Linked DNA regions of Homo sapiens: region 2 is linked to region 1. A link is a loop called in an ENCODE intact Hi-C map of the cell type or tissue named here. Cell type or tissue: heart left ventricle. All regions are shown on one strand. Links, peaks and the distances in the headings refer to the core of each region. The heading gives the core; the rest is flanking DNA.

The links. A loop is a pair of places that touch in the nucleus more often than their neighbours do. Peaks named below come from ENCODE experiments on the same cell type or tissue, not always from the same donor. Only the 100,000 strongest peaks of a DNase experiment are listed, where the experiment ranks them.
Region 2: a loop joins it to region 1, with 4 times the contacts of the local background. A loop is called at or near these places in 20 of 110 quality-filtered maps.

What each region holds. Positions count from the first base shown.
Region 1 is chr15:92,523,366-92,531,400 of GRCh38, forward strand. No RefSeq gene overlaps it. Among named protein-coding and RNA genes, the nearest start is that of LINC00930, 45 kb to the right of the region's middle. In heart left ventricle, for the core only: no CTCF peak of the experiment used is centred there; no DNase peak of the experiment used is centred there; H3K27ac peaks cover 260 bases.
Region 2 is chr15:92,587,476-92,595,510 of GRCh38, forward strand. No RefSeq gene overlaps it. Among named protein-coding and RNA genes, the nearest start is that of LINC00930, 19 kb to the left of the region's middle. In heart left ventricle, for the core only: no CTCF peak of the experiment used is centred there; no DNase peak of the experiment used is centred there.

The DNA.
Region 1 (8,035 bases), core at 2,019-7,018:
CTTTTGAGTAATTAGTGCTTTGAGGAAGCCGTAGGCTTTGATTCGTCAAATGCTGTGGCCTGTTCACTGTAAGCAGAATTTAATCTGTGAGCTACATCATGTGAAAATAAAGCTGCCTAAAACCAAATACATTCAAATTGTGATGATAGTAATGCAAGCAGGCAGGCTTTTCTTGCATGGCTTGTGAAGTGGTTCTGAAGCAGAGGAGTTCCAGAAATCTTTTAAGCAACAGTGGTTTGAAGAAGATGACATCCATTTGGAGAGATGTACTGATATATGAAATCCCCCAGTTTAGGAATAAGACCTAGGTGTAACTCCTGGCTCCCACCTTTGTGTAACCTAGGACATGTTTTTTTCACTTCCCTGAAACTCAGTTTCGTGGTCTTTAAAATGAACACGATAATACCTACTTTGGAGATTTAACAGGAGAGTAAGTTAGGTGAAAAGTTAAACTGCCTGGCCTAGTAGCTGGCACTGGGAAAGTGTTCATGTAGTGGATTCAACAGTGACCCCTGAAAGATATGTCCACTGAGAACCTGTGAATATGACCTTATTTGGAAAAAGGGTCTTTGCAGATGTAATTAAGTTGAGGATCTTGAGATGAGATTATCCTGGGTTGTCCCGATGGACCCTAAATTCAATGACAAGTGTTCTTTTAAGAGAAAGGCAAGGAAAGATGCATAAAGAAATGTTGACCTGTTTTTTCTCTACTAGTGTGGATAATTTGTTATTCTTTGAGCTCATCTGTGTTTTCCAATTTTCTACAATAAACTTGGTTTACTCGTGGAAAACACACACACACAAAAGAGGAGGCCATGTGACCCCAGAGGCAGTGAACGTTATATCCCTACTGTCTCCAGCAATAAGCACAGCACACGTTAGGCATTCATTTATTTCTTTTGTTTTTTTCTTTGTTTTGGTTTTTTAGTTGATTGGCAAAGCCAGTAACTGGTTCCAAGAACGAGTTAATATGATACTGCATGAGTCAGGACAGGCTTCCAAGCCACCTCCGTGTTTCAGTGACTTAAAATAACAAAGGACTATTTCTCACTAATGCTACCTGCCCAAGCAGGGTTGGGGATGAGGAGAGTTGGCTCCACGTCATCCTCACTCTGAGACCCAAAGGACAGGGGCTATACCTTCCCATTATTTTGGCTTCTCCCATAAGCCTGTTGGGTATGCAGAAAAGTGGGGGCTAAGGGACCCAGCATCAGCATTTAATGCTATGCCTGTCAAGTTACTTCTGCTGCATACAATGACCGGAACCACTGACATGGGAAATTCCAAGGCTCGATGAACCAGAATTAGAGGAGAGCTAGATATTGGGGAATATTAGAAATTCTACCACAGATATGGGTGCAATGGTCTCTTTGTGTCCACATTACAAACATCACAGAGAATCCAGTATGAATTGAAGAAGAATGAAATGATCACAGGCCTGGGAGCCTTCTATCTGGTTGTTACAACCTAAATGTTGGTCCTGACCCATCCAACTCCACAATGTGGCTGCTATGGATTATAAGAAAGCACTATACATTATTGTCATTTTGTTTTTCTTTTTCTAGACAACCACTCCCCCCAACCACCAAGATTCATGGGAATTCAGGCCCCAAGAGCCCATTAACCTTAGAGGCTCCACAGGGTCCAGTCTAAAGAGCCCAGATCAATGAGATCAAGCAAACAGTTTCTCAGAAGTCTATAACAAAAAGCAGACAGCTGGCAGCCAGCGTGAGACACCAAGATTTGTCTTTGTGGACGGCTGGCAGGGGCCTGGGGGAGATGTCATTTTTTAACAGGCCTCAGAATAAAATGGATTTTTTACCTGCTGAAGGAGCTACCAGTTAGCAGACATTGCTCTTCCAGGAAAACAAATACACAGCTGGGATACTCATTTTTCTTCCATTATTAAATATTGTTGGCTTGGTTTTAAAAGATTTCAAATACGGCGGCTCTTTAAAATTCCCTGCCTGCCTCCCTTTCTTCCTCCCCTTCTTGTCTCCCTGCCCTTTGATGGAGTTTCAGCGCCCACATGCATGGCAACAACCGCTATTTCATCTTAAATTTCTATAGCAGAAAATGTAGGTCACTGATCTTAGAAGTGGCCTAGTTTCCTGGCTCTAAATAGAAATCTTTCCCCAGGTTGCGGCTTTTTTCTAGGTTAATGTCTAATAAAAGTATAACCTACTTAGCCAGGCCAAACAAACTGAGTTCTGACCTCCCGTCCACCCAGCTGCTGAATGGTTTTGCAGCTTTAGGATCGTCCAAGGCCACAGCTATCCTCAAAAAGCAGCTTGAGGGCCAGAACATGCCTCTGAGGTCACAGGTGGCAGAGCCTAAGAAGGAGAATGTGGCAGCTCTCACTCCACCTGGCAAAGCAAAGGTCCCGGGGGAACTAAGATGTGTTAGTTGCTCACCCACGCTGAGCACTTCTGTACATCTTCACATTTCATTTTGTCCGGGTTAGCTCAAGGTCGTTCTCCTTCCCCCTGCCTTTCCTTCCTCCCTTCCTTCCCCCTTCTTTCCTCCCTTTCCTTCCTTCCTTCCTTGCCTTTCTTATTTCCTTCCTTCCTTTTCTTTCTTCCTCCCTCTCTTCCTCCCTCCCTTTCCTCCTGCCCTTCCTTCCTTTTTCCCTCCATCCCTCCTTCCTTCCTTCTTCCCCTTCCTTCCTTTCTTCTTTCTTTCCTTCTTTTCTTTCTTCCTTCTTTTCTTTCTTTCTTCCTTTCTTTCTTCATTCTTTCCTTCCTTCCTCCCATCCTTCCTCCCTTCCTTCCTTCCTTTCTTTCTTTCTTCCTTTCTTTCTTCATTCTTTCCTTCCTTCCTCCCTTCATTCCTTCCTTTCTCTTTCTCTCTTTCTTCTTTCTTCTATTTTTAATGCACAAGTAAACCAAGTTTATTGTAGAAAATTGGAAAACACAGATGAGCTCAAAGAATAACAAATTATCCACACTACTAGAGAAAAAACAGGTCAACATTTCTTTATGCATCTTTCCAGGTATTTGGCTATATGTATATACTGACAATGACTTATGTTGAACAAAGTTTGGATCATAATAGTCTGTGGTCTAGTTTGCTCCCTTAACCTATACTGTCACGCTTTTTTCTGGTCAATTTATGTATATGTGTGTGCATATGTAACCTTGAGAATTTTTTTTAAGAATTTTTAATTTAATTTTTTTCTTCAACTTTTATTTTAAATTCCTGGGTACATGTGTAGGATATGCAAGTTTGTTACGTAGGTAAACATGTGCTATTGTGGTTTGCTGCACAGATCAACCCATCATCTAGGTATTAAGCCCAGCATGCATTAGCTATTCTTCCTGATGCTCTAACTTCTGCCAACCCCACCCCCAACAGGCCACAGTGTGTGTTGTTCCCCCCGCCATGCACTCATGTGTTCTCATCGTTCAGCTCCACTTATAAGTGAGAACATGTGGTATTTGGTTTTCTGTTCCTGTGTTAGTTTGCTGAGGATGACAGCTTCCAGCTCCATCCTTGTCCCTGAAAAGGACATGATCTTGTTCTTTTTTATGGCTGCATAGTATTCCATGGTATATATGTGCCACATTTTCTTTATCCAGTCTATCGCTGATGGGCATTTGGTTTGATTCTATATCTTTGCTACTATGAATACCACTGCAAAGATATGCATGCATTTATCTTTGTAATAGAATGATTTATATTCCTTTGGATATGTAGCCAGTAATGGGATTGCTGGGTCAAATGGTACTTCTGCTTCTAGATCTTTGAGGAATTGCCACACTGTCTTCCACAATGGTTGGACTGATTTACATTACCTTGGGATGTTTTTCTAAAATAACAAAATTATATAAAATAAATTGTAACCTGAAAGAGATAGCTCATCATTTTTTAAAGATTGTTTCATTTAGGGTTTTATAAAACAGCCAGGCAGGCAGCTAGTGGAACTTAGCCTGGGTGAGTGCCAGGTACATGGTGTTTTTTATAGTAAACATGAGGTCAGCCTCCTCAGCAGGGAGCACTGCAGGAGAAACTGGCTCTCCTGCTGTTTCCAGTACCAGCTGGAGGTGGTGTGAGGGCATCTGGTGAACTTGTGTCCTTGCCTCTCCCCACTCTTCCACCCACCTGAAGTCCCTCTGTGACTCTGCAGCCTTGCTGGATGGACGATCACTTTTCTGCAGCCCCCTTAACATGGAAACCAAAGCCCATGCGTGGGTCACATGTTCCAAAAGTTCCAGCCCACTAGTGCCTGGTCTCTGTGTGCACACCCAGCCACTGCTGCTCCCTTCTCTGCACTTCAGACGGAGGCCCGTTTCTTATCCAGCAACTCCAGACCAAACAAGAAGACTCCATTGCTTCCCACTCCTTCACCTCTGAAGTCCTAACCCCTAGCAAGTTTTTCCTTCCTCGGGTAGGCGCCCTTAGTCACAGGGAGCCGTGACAAATTTGCTTATAAGTTACTCCTTTGTCATAACCATTCTTTATATTAGACTTTCTCTCTTTGATCTGCTGTGTAGTTTCTGTCTCCTGATTGGACCTGGACTGCCACAGTCAGGCTCCTGACTCAGCTCTCTAACATTAGAGTTGCATGTGGCAAGCCACACGGCCCAAATTGGGCCCATTTATACCAAATGGTGGTGGACCCAGACTTCATCTGCCCCAGCAAAATCTTACCTCCCACTCACAGTGCTCTGAAGGACACCCTGTAGGCCCCTCCTGGGCCAGCTCCTGGGTCACTGTGCAGCCCAGGGCCCCTCCTCCTGCACTTGCTCTCCAACTGCAGACTCAGCCTACCACAAAAACAGGTTCCTTGGCCCCTGACCTTTACATCTTGCTCAAAAGTGCTCATACTGGCTGGGCGCAGTGGCTCACACCTATAATCCCAGCACTTTAGGAGGCCAAGGCAGGCAGATCACTTGAGGTTAGGAGTTTGAGACCAGCCTGGCCAACATAGCAAAACCCCATCTCTATTAAAAATACGAAAAATGAGGCTGCGGCAGGAGAATCACTTGAACCTGGGAGGTGGAGGTTGCAGTGAGCCGAGATCACGCCACTGCACTCCAGCCTGGGCAACAGAGCAAGACCCCTTAAAAAAAAAAAAGGACTCACACCATCATCTCACCTCCTTCCATGACTTCTTGAACTTTAGTGGCTCAGCCCTAGTCATCACTCCCGAAACAGCCTCCTGGATATCTCTGAATTTGACCCAAACTACAGCTGTGCAAGGAAAAGCAGGAGCTCTTCTCCTCCATTTAACATATGAGGAAACTGAGGTTCCAAGTTTCAATGCTGATTCACATGGAGAACAAATGGCATTTCCCAGAAGTGAATCTTCTGATGTCTAGCCCAGGGTACTGCTAACACATCACTGAATTTCTCTCTCTTATTGGGTGAGAAAAGCTTGTTTCTACACAGCTATAGGTGATCTAAAGTCACCTGGAGGGTTTGAACCTCAGTCTAAACAGGGCCTCCACATTTGGCTGCACAGGTTAAGCCCTGTTCAGCTGAGAGCTTCTGTAGGAGCTGAAATTCAGCCTGTGCCCTTCATGGTAAGCCACACACTGAACATAGGGCTGAATCAGCCCAGGGAAATGCATCATCTTGGCACTTGACCACCCATAAGAGGCATTTTTATGAAGTTTCCACAACCACATGGAACTATACTAGCAGCTGAGGTAGCCCAGGTTCAACGCCATTTGAGGGTATCCCTAGCTTTGGCTTTGGGCAGTGTAGACTCAACATTCTATGGGACTCCTGGGCAAGGTACCTGATGGGTGGGTGGCAAAACAGAGGGAAAAGAAGAGAAGTCCTTGCTATCAACCTAAGTCATTTGTTCCTACAAACATCCCTGATTCATGCTACATTCTGTCTGTCTCTCAGACATCTGTCCTTCCAAGTGCTCATGGATACACCCCTCTTGCTGGTATCTAATGCTGTTGGCCCTGCAACTTTCTGTACTCCTTTCAAGCCAAGTTTGGGAGCACTGGAATCCCTCTGGTCCTCCCTGTGCCAGTGGAGCATGGACATCTCCCTAAAGCTGCATATCTTCATGGGCTCTGTGCAACCATTCCCCCTCCAACCTCTCTGGCTGTTATAGTTTGGACTTGTGTCCTCACCCAAATCTCATGTTGAATTTTAATCCCCAATGTTGGAGGTGGGACGTGATGGGAGGTGATTAGATCACAGGGATGGTTTCTTATGAATGGGTGATATGGTTTGGCTGTGTCCCCAACCAAATCTCATCTTGAATTTCCATGTGTTGTGGGAGGGACCAGTGGGAGGTAATTGAATCATGGGGGTGGATCTTTCCCATGCTGTTCTCATGACAGTGAATAAGTCTCACGAGATCTGATGGTTTTAAAAAGAGGAGTTCCCCTACACAAACTCTCTCTCTCTCTTTGCATGCTGCCATCCATGTAAGAAGTGACTTGCTCCTCCTTGCCTTCTGTCATGATTGTTAGACCTCCCCAGCCACATGGAACTGTAAGTCCATTAAACCTCTCTTTCTTTTGTAAATTGCCCAGTATGTCTTTATCAGCAGAGTGAAAATGAACTAATACATTAAGTTAGTACCAGTAAAGAGTGGCATTGAAGAAAAGATACCCGAAAATGTGTAAGTGACTTTGGAACTGAGTAACAGGCAGAAGTTTGGAACACTTTGGAAGGCTCAGAAGAAGAAAGGAAAACGTGGGAAAATTTGGAGCTTCCTAGAGACTTGTTGGATGGCTTTGACAAAAATGCTGATAGTGATATGGACAATAAGGTCCAGGCTGTGGTGGTCTCAGATGGAAATAAGGAACTTGTTGGGAGCTAAAGCAAAGGTGACTTCTGTTATGTTTTAGCGAAGAGACTGGTGGCATTTTGCCCCTGCCCTAGAGATTTGTGAAACTTTGAACTTGAGAAAAATGATTTAGGGTGTCTGGCCAAAGAAATTTCTAAGCAGGTGCTTCCATGCTTCTTGTACAGCCCATGGAACAATGAGCCAATTAAACCTCTTTTCTTTATACATCACCCAGTCTCAGGTTATTTCTTTATAGCAATGCGAGAACTGGCTAACATACTGCTTCCTCAGCAGGAAGAAGGGCACAGGAGCAGGATCCCTAGACAATCTGGATTTCCCTTCATCTCTCCTTCCTTCCCTGAGCCCAACCACATATTCTCTAGACTAGGTAGGATAAGCCTTACTCTTTCTTATCTTCCTCCAAAACGCTTTGTTCACTAGCAGGCTTTCACTATGGGCTTCAGCTTTGGGAGGCTAAAATCCAGGGAGTTCCTCTTTATCTGGCTTTAAACCCTGTCCACACCCCTGGGGCAAAAGACCCAGAAAGGTCTGGCCACCTCAGTGGTGGAAAGAGTTAAGAAGAGATACAAGGAGGGTAAAAAACATAAAGCTTGGGAGTTCAGAAATATTATCACACTGCACAGTTTTACTGAAGTAACCATACCACAGAACGGAAAGTCTGTCTCTCCTGATGTGGTAGCAGCACAACCTGAAGGCTCTTGCCTCCAGTGCCTCCAGTGACAATCAAGTACTGACCATCCCCACATCATGACTGAGTTGCTGGTTATCATGGTCAGTTCAAAACCTCATTCGGAATGATGTGAAGAGTACTGGTCAGTCTGTGTGAAGTGAGCAGATTAAGATATCCCCCTGTTATCTGAGACCTTCTGAAAAGCCCTTCATATAGTCAATAAATTTTTCCTAAGCCTCAGAAATGAGATGACTCCATGCTCAAAGAGAGACTAAGGAATTGTTTGAGAATCCAAGCAGAAACACCAGGACAATGTGTTGGGAACTCAGACACGGAGCCAAAGAAGAGACTGAAAACTTTGCTGCTTGGAAGTCCTGTAAAAGTCCTGTATCCTTTTCCCAGTCACATCCCCAGTTTACCTGCTGTGCCCACCACCACCAGAAAGAAGAAAACTAAGTCTAGCTGATACCACATCTAATGGAAGCATCAACCAGGTTGCCCTAAAATCGCTCCCTGAACGACAAAAATCAAATGTTGTGGGATGATGGAGGTTTCAGAGATAGCTCCAAATGCAAAACTTCCCAGTG
Region 2 (8,035 bases), core at 2,072-7,071, 64 kb after region 1:
GTGAATGCTCGCTAGACCTAGCCTCATAAAGGCAGGGCAAAAAAAAAAAAACTAACAAAGCTCACATCCCCCTCACCCCACCCCCTGCAACCATAGTCGTCTCAGATCTAAAATGAGGTCTTTGGACTCCAGTGGGCTGTACATGACCCTCCAGCACTAGCAGTCCCACATTTTCCAGGGCCTTGTCAGCTGTTCCTTCTTCACCCCAATTCAATTTGTCCTGCCTCCTAAATATCAAGAAGGCAAGGAGGAGGCCACACAAAGAAGCCCAGCTCCATGTCCTGATGATCGCATCAAAATTGTGGTCACGTTTGCCAGAATAGAGGCTACGCGATGGCGCTAGAAGCCCTCCCACTCTGAGAGCACTTTTCATTCCCTAAACTTCAATTGAATGCATCTGGTGGGTACCTAGTACCAGCCCAGTGGATGCAACGTGGACACACCCACCCCCAGACACTCACAGCTCCGTAGAAGGAACAGGCTCTAAATTAGGTAGCCTTCACTGAAGAACTGGGGCCAGACCCAAGCCCCCGTGCTCTCCCACAGTAGCATGGGATGAAGGATTTTAAATCCACCGTGGGGCAAGGAAGGTTATGATGTTCCTCCTTGCTCAACTTGATAGTGTCTACACCCCGTTTGCTTTTATTTTATGCTTTGGAGCTTTCTCTGTTTTTGTTGTTGCTATTGTTTGAGGGTTTTTGTTTGCTTGTTTGTTTTGCTGTTTTTGGTGTGGAGGTGAATGGAATCTTTTGATTTTATGAAACTTTTAAAAATTTGGCTGATGTACACTTATTCTTCCTTCCTGGAACTGAGGTCAGGGGATTAGCCACCCCAGTCCATTTCCTGATGGGCACGTGGGATCCCAGCTCCAGGTGAAAGGGGCCGCCTTATCTGAGCAGCCCTTTCCTGGGGGTAGAGATGACGGGGCTCTCTGCACCGTGGAGACTGGGGGAAGACCTGAGAGACAGTGGCAGAAATGTCCACCCATTGGGGCCAGCGTGCACTCCAGGCTCTCCTAAGAAAGTGTTCATTTCTCCTTTTTTCTTTGCCCTCCTCCTCTGCAGCCAGCTTCCCTCCCAACAGAATACCAATACCAACCCAACTTTTTGGGCAACATTTTTAAGCCACAGCAACTGCTCATCTCACTCACCCTAACCTTCCTGCAGCCTGGGAGACCCTCACCTTTCTTCCTTTCTATCCACCTGTCCCAGTCATCTTGACAAAGAAGGCATAGAAACACTGGAGTCTAAAATGAACATGATATGTGTCAGCTGGAGGACCAATGTGGCAGTTCTTCCCACAGATGGACTTTTAACTTTGAGCATGTGCCAGCCTGAGCAGCCCAATGACCTAAAATATAATGGCCTCTCACAGCTCCCAGACATCACCTCACCAGCTGCTGTGGTCAGGATCTCTGTCCTTCCGCTGTGAGGTGAACCAGGCCCTCTTCCTGCCTGGTCCCAACCTTTGATGCCATATCCCTCCCAACCTTGCAACCTAAAAGGCTGACAGGTAGTTCTTTCCCCGAAATCTTACACACATTGACACACACTTCAGTCTCTTGTGCGTTAGTGAGGATAAAGTGATGAGCAAACAGACAGGATCCCTGTCCTCAGGAAACTAATAGTCTGGAGGGATGAGACAGACATTAATCAAGTAATCACCCAAAGCGGTATTAATTATGATAAGTGCTGGGAGGAAAATGCCCATGGTGATCTGAGATATTCCAGATCTCTAGAAGAAACTAGAGAAAGGGGCTCCAGAAAATTCTAGTTCTCTCTTTTCCAGCTGAATGTGATTCCTCAACAGCTGTGCTGGTTGGTGAATGATGGTTTCTTCCCAGCTGCCTTCCAAAACGTGAGATAATGGGGATCTCCTGCAAGTAACATTCAGGTTTACTCCATCCAAAAGCAGCCTTTAGGGTTGGGATGGTAACTGGGGTTTCCTGTGTCCCGAGACCGCTTCAAGATCCCACATCTGTGGCCTCCAGGCTAATGGGAAACGGAGCAACCACATGACAAGAACATCCAACAACCTTGCAGATGCAGAAAGCTTGGGTCCCTCGATTTTTATTCCATTTTTGGCCCTTCTCTGCCCTACATTTCTATGGCTTATTTTTGAAAAGGCCTAGCTGACTTTGACCCTAATTCTAAAAACTTTACTCACATTTTACCTGCCCCTGGCCCTTTACTAAGCTGGCTTGTGTCTTCTTCCCAGGCCTTCCTCTCTAAGTAGGAGGTGCTCAGAAATCCCTCCAGAGAGTTGAGGTCCAAAATGGTGTCCAATTTACAGCTTGTACACCCCTGTGACTGTACAACTAGAATTATTCCTACCTAATCTAAGGTTAATTTAGAACAAGAAGGCAATGCTCCCTGGGGTAGATCTAAGTGGGCATTTGCCCTGATATCCCCCAGCAGAATCTGTTGTGCAGCTTACCTGGGCCCCGGTCAGCTCACCACTCAGGATGCACTAAGCTCATCCATCTGAACGAAGCTGTCCTTCGTTCTTGCTGAACATCCTTTCTCCAGCGAAGGCCCTTGAGAAGTTCCTCATTGGACCAGGAAGTTTGACTTCCAGGAATTTAATATAAGGCCCGATTTGCTTTGCCCTTCTCTGGCAGATTGGACTCCCGTGCGAAGACTGTGTTGATGCTTTCAAATGTCACAGGGAAAGAGGCCTGCATTCCAACAGCTTCTGTCTCCTTGTTGGGTCTCGCTGCTACATGGTGTTGCTGTTGAACACACACAACCCTGTGCAGTCCCCTGGACTCCTGCTCATCCAGCAGTGACGATTTTGCATGGCCCTGTGCAGGCCACAGGCTTCAAAGGAAGATGGTATTTTGACTTCCATGGCATTAAACTCAATACATGGTGCTCCCTTGAGCACACACACACACAGTTACTATTTCCAAAGCACATCCAGTATGCCTGTGTCACCGGGTTAGGGGGTTGCATCCATCTTTACCACATTTTGTACTAGAATCCCACCCTTTCATCCAACTTACACCTTCCTTGTACAGTAAGCCTGGGTCACCAGTCTTTTCTCAAGCTGTTATTTTGTGCCTTAATCTGGTCCACTCTTATCCATTCCAAAAGACTTTGGACCATTGGACACCAGGACCTAGGGGCTGGAGTCTTTCCCAGAAGACACTAGCTCCTATGTAAGTAGGCCCACCTCCTCATATAATTAGCTTTGCATTCAGGAGATTCAGGGCAAGTCTCAGAAGGTTCTGGAGCACTTTAAATCCATAAAATATAATGAGTGCTTACTCTGTTTCTGCATAACTAAGAGGGATGCTCAAGTGGGTTTTTCAAGGGAAGAAATTAGCTTATCTCAATTTAAAAATAAAATAAAATAAAACTGAAGTCAGCTATATTTACATTCCTTCTGTATGTTTGGTCCATTCTGTCTGCTTGGGGCCTGTGGTCTCCCTTTAGAGATCTTTTATTTACTCTGTATGTTCCATTAAAGAGTTTATTGCCTAAGCCAAAATTCTGAGATTTTTTTTTAACATAGGCAATGGGGCCCTCCATATTTGTAGTTGAAAAAGGACAATACTTTCCCATGGGCTGTTCTCCTGGAAACAGATTCTTAATGGAAACAAAAACCCTCAACCCTTGTATTCATGTACAGTATTGATAACATTCAATGCGGTACATGGCATAAATCTGAAAAAAACCAACCTCATTTCTACTCTGGGGCCACGATCATAGATTATATCCCATCTGGCTCCATTTCTCACTCTTTTTTAGGTGTTTGCAATAGTTGATTTGGATGATGAGGAAACTAAGTATGCCAAGCCGCAGTGGCCCTGTGTTGATTTGTCACAGACCCTCGACAGCAATCTCCAGGAAACAGTGAGGGGCAGGATTTTTTCTCTTGCTACCTAGCAAGTGATTGTGCCTTCTAATTAAACTCCTTGTGGCTGTTTCATAAGAACTCGAGTCCTAACCCCCTCCCCCACACCCCCAAAAATATTCCTGGTCAAAGAGTACCATGTCTTATCACAGTACTAATTATAAAAATCTCTTTGCCGTAAATAAACTTCAGATAAAATAAATCCTTGCTGGAGGACCAGAGTTTGTCCTGCAGACCCAGGGAGGAGAGTTGCACTGGGGAGAAGGAGAGATGGGGAGCAGGTAAATTACAGCTTTCACTTTTTATTATGTAGAGTCTCGTATTTAACATTTTTATAGTAAGCAGCTATTTTCATGCTTTTATAATTCTAAATTTTTTTAACTTTTAATGCCATTTCTTTCTTGATTACATCCAGTTATAGCTGTCTGGAGCTAATGTTGTATACGAGAACCAAGGATTTAAGTGTAGTGGTCTTAAGGACAATTGGCTTACTGTTTATTACTCCAAAGATAAATCTTTTAGGAATAACATGAGGCTGTAGCTTGCATTGAGTTTTGACTCCCATTGACAAGAAATGCTTTGAAATGTACTAAGATCAGTTCAGACCCCTGTATTGATGTATTCAGGAAGCCCATACTTTAACATCAAAGCAAAGGACATCAAAACTGTCTTTTATCAGATAAGATTTTCCAGTGGGGGTGAATAGGAGCATAGTCTAACACCCATTCATATTTGTTAGTGATTTGGAACCACTTTTAGATGAGCCAGATACAGTATAGATCCCCCATCACAGAGAAGTAGGGAGAGCTGAGTTCTGTTCTATGCAGATAACATGATTTCGTTGCCATAAATTAGAAATACTTTGATAGACAACTGGCCCTACTTCCAATCAGCTATTTTGAATTCTGGCCCCATAACTAATAGCCCTACACAGCATGTCAACACTTTTATTTACTGCAGTGACATTTTGAAAACATGTCTTTCTTTGAAGGATACAGGAAACTACTTTGCTCAAAGTTAATTGAGCATCTTATAATGATTTTCTGAAATGTGTTTGTAGGCTAAGAGGACATCTGGTTACACCTGTTCTCAGCATGATTCAGGCGAGAAGAAAAACCACTGTCAGCAGATACGTTTTAAAATGAGATATTGTGTTTGGTTTGGAAGAATCAAATAAAAAATTTAAACAGATTAAATTTAACCACACGTCACAGAAATGACTGAAGAATAGATCAAAGCTGCTTTCATAGTATAATATTTTTAATCGTGTGAGTTTTTGCACCAAAAAAAAACTGACATATTTTTATAATCTTTGTGGGGTTTTTTAACAGTAAGAATGATCGTGTGCGTTCCACATTTCCACATGTAACACGCTGCGCAAAGGAAGGCTTTTATTCCCACCTCCCTGAAATGCGCGTGTGCATTTTCCTTTTGAACACTGGTTTTTGAGGTACTGGAGACCTCTTGATGTAAGAGTTCTCCAAAATGTTCTTCAAACTAAGGCTTTTCATTAGATGAATGGAACTTGGAGATCTGGCAAGGATTATGCTGCAGCAAACCCATAGAATTATTTTCATGTCTGTGCTCTGCATTAACTTGTAATTCAACATCAGGATTACCTTTGCTTCTTATTTTTAACTAATGAGTCTGTTATGGGTCCAAAGCAAATAACAGAGGATGAGAGAAAAGAGTTCAAAGTGTTTAATGGTCAGAAGGCATCATGGCAACTGTCGCAATGGACTGAGAGCTAAGCCCCTGCGTGACTTGGCTCCTGAAGATGCTCACTGGGTGTTCTCCAGCTATACCCCTGCAGGTGCAGTCAATACACGCACAGAGCATCCACACTTTTCTTTCAAGGAGGATTGTCTAAAAATGCCTACTGAAGATTTTTTAAGTTAGATATTTACCTCCATTAATTCCTCCACGTGCCTCTCAGCGTTCATAAATCAACAGCTGAAAGATGTCTCCTAGAGTGCTAGGAAGGTACTAGGATGAGGACTTTGAAAGTTTCAAAGGGGCTTGTTTGGCATTGCTTTTTGTTGATTGGCTTGTTTAGGGGAAAATGTTGGCCCTGGCTGCTTCTGTGTGCTTTCTCAATTCCCTGTTCTTTCGACTTACGACCTCATTTCCTAAAGTTCAGGCCAACTCCGGCTGCACTGCATGTTAAAGCACCAGGGAATAAGAGCATCATGGACTAGTACTCCTGGGATTCATCAGGGACAATAAACTCACCCTAGCAAGAAAAGTGTGGGCATGCTCCTGACATACAGGACATCCTATTCATTTGGCACTCCCAAGATGACGTTGTTCAAGCTTTTGAAACCCATTGTTCATTTTGATTAACACAAAAATAACATACTACCCTTTGAAGTTTTTTGAAATTTCAAAATAAATTCAACCCATAACTCAGAAACAATTAAGGTAACAGGACTACACACTGACGACTTCTCAAACTCTACAATAGAAAGAAGGAAACAAAATGTTTGTTACTTACAGACTACATTATGATTATGCACCAAGATAATATAAAAGTACTGACTGTAAAATTCTTAGTATTCATAAAAATTAGGGAAGGGGTCAGATACAAGATAAAAATACAAAAATCTCCAAAATAAATACTGTTTCTATTCTAACAACAAGCAGAAAATATAGGGAGAAAAATGCATTCTTAAGAGTATTGGAAAAAAATATAAAGAACACTAATAAGAAATATCCAAGACCTATATTAAAAATGCAAACTTTTTACACAGATTAATTAAAGAGAATAGTCAATAGAGAGACATAACCTTGGGTTGCCATAATGAATGCAGCAATGCTATTAATCCTTGTTGTTAATCCTTGTAATTTTTCGGTGAAATGCAATCTGAATTAAATCCCAGTGGAATCTTTTTTTTTTCTTTGAATTTGATGAAAGTCCATCTGGAAGGGAAAAAAAGGATGAGAAGAGTTAAGAACTGCTTAAAGAATATCAAGGAGATACTGTCCCTAAGAGATATCTAACTGTATTATTCTTGATACAATAATTAAAACAGTGTGGTGCTGGTGGTACAAGATTCTGTAGATCATCCAATGAAGTAGAAACAGATAGTCCTGAGATCTATCATACATATTTTAAAAATTTAAATCTCAGAAAGGAATCACCAGGAAGAAATGGTTAATGGTTAAATTATCTGAAAGTAAAATTGGAAAATGTGGCTAAAAGGGGGGAAAATAATCAAGTTTGATCCCTCCCTCATACACTGAAATAAAACCCCAGTGTATTAAATGTAAAAAAAAGAATCCAAAAGTATCTAGAATAAAATACTGGCATATATTTAACTAGAGCCTGGATGAGCAAGAATTTTCTGAACATGAAGTAAATAAAAGTGATCTTAACAGAAGAGTGAGTTATTCTAAAACATCCAAACATCCTACATAAAATATAAAGAGAAGTGATAAATTGGTTAAAATATGAAAGAGAATGGAGAAAGAGTTAACAGGCTTAATGCCGCAAATCCTCTTAAAACATCAATAAAGAAAACAATCACGGGCAAACAGAGAACCCAGGCACACAATTCTTAGAAGTACAAGTATGTAACAAAATTCATGAGAAATGTTTGACATCAAGGTTAATCAGAAGAATGAAAACCAGCAAAATTAGACCATTTTCACAGTTCATAATTATATGTTTTAATTATATTTCCTGTTTATCAGGTGAAGTGGGGTGGGCATGGGAGAGCAAGGGCTATAGTTCTGGTCTGTTTTGAGAGAATCTGCCCCTGGGAAGCAGAGTTGACTGACAGCTCCAGCTATCCACCTCTTGGTGACCCCCCGCCAAAGCTTCAACATGACCAGGGTCCTCATAGCAGCCCACTCCTGCCTGTCACAGAATGGCCACCAGGCTTTGGTTTGGAGACTCCCTATCCCCTGCCCAAAGCTTTTAGAATCACACAGCAGTGGGAGACCCTTCCACAGGATCCTTTCCTTTCTTGCCTGCAGAAATGAGGGTCTGAGGCGCTCCTGCTAGTCCTGCCTCATCTCTCTTCATCTTTCACTGGCATTTCTCCCTAATTCCATTGCGTTGTGATGATGGGATTCATGCACCCTCATATGCTGCTAAGGAAAATGTAAATGAGCACAACGTTTCTGGAAACTATAAGTGATTGAATTATGACACTCCCTCATTCAATTGAATATT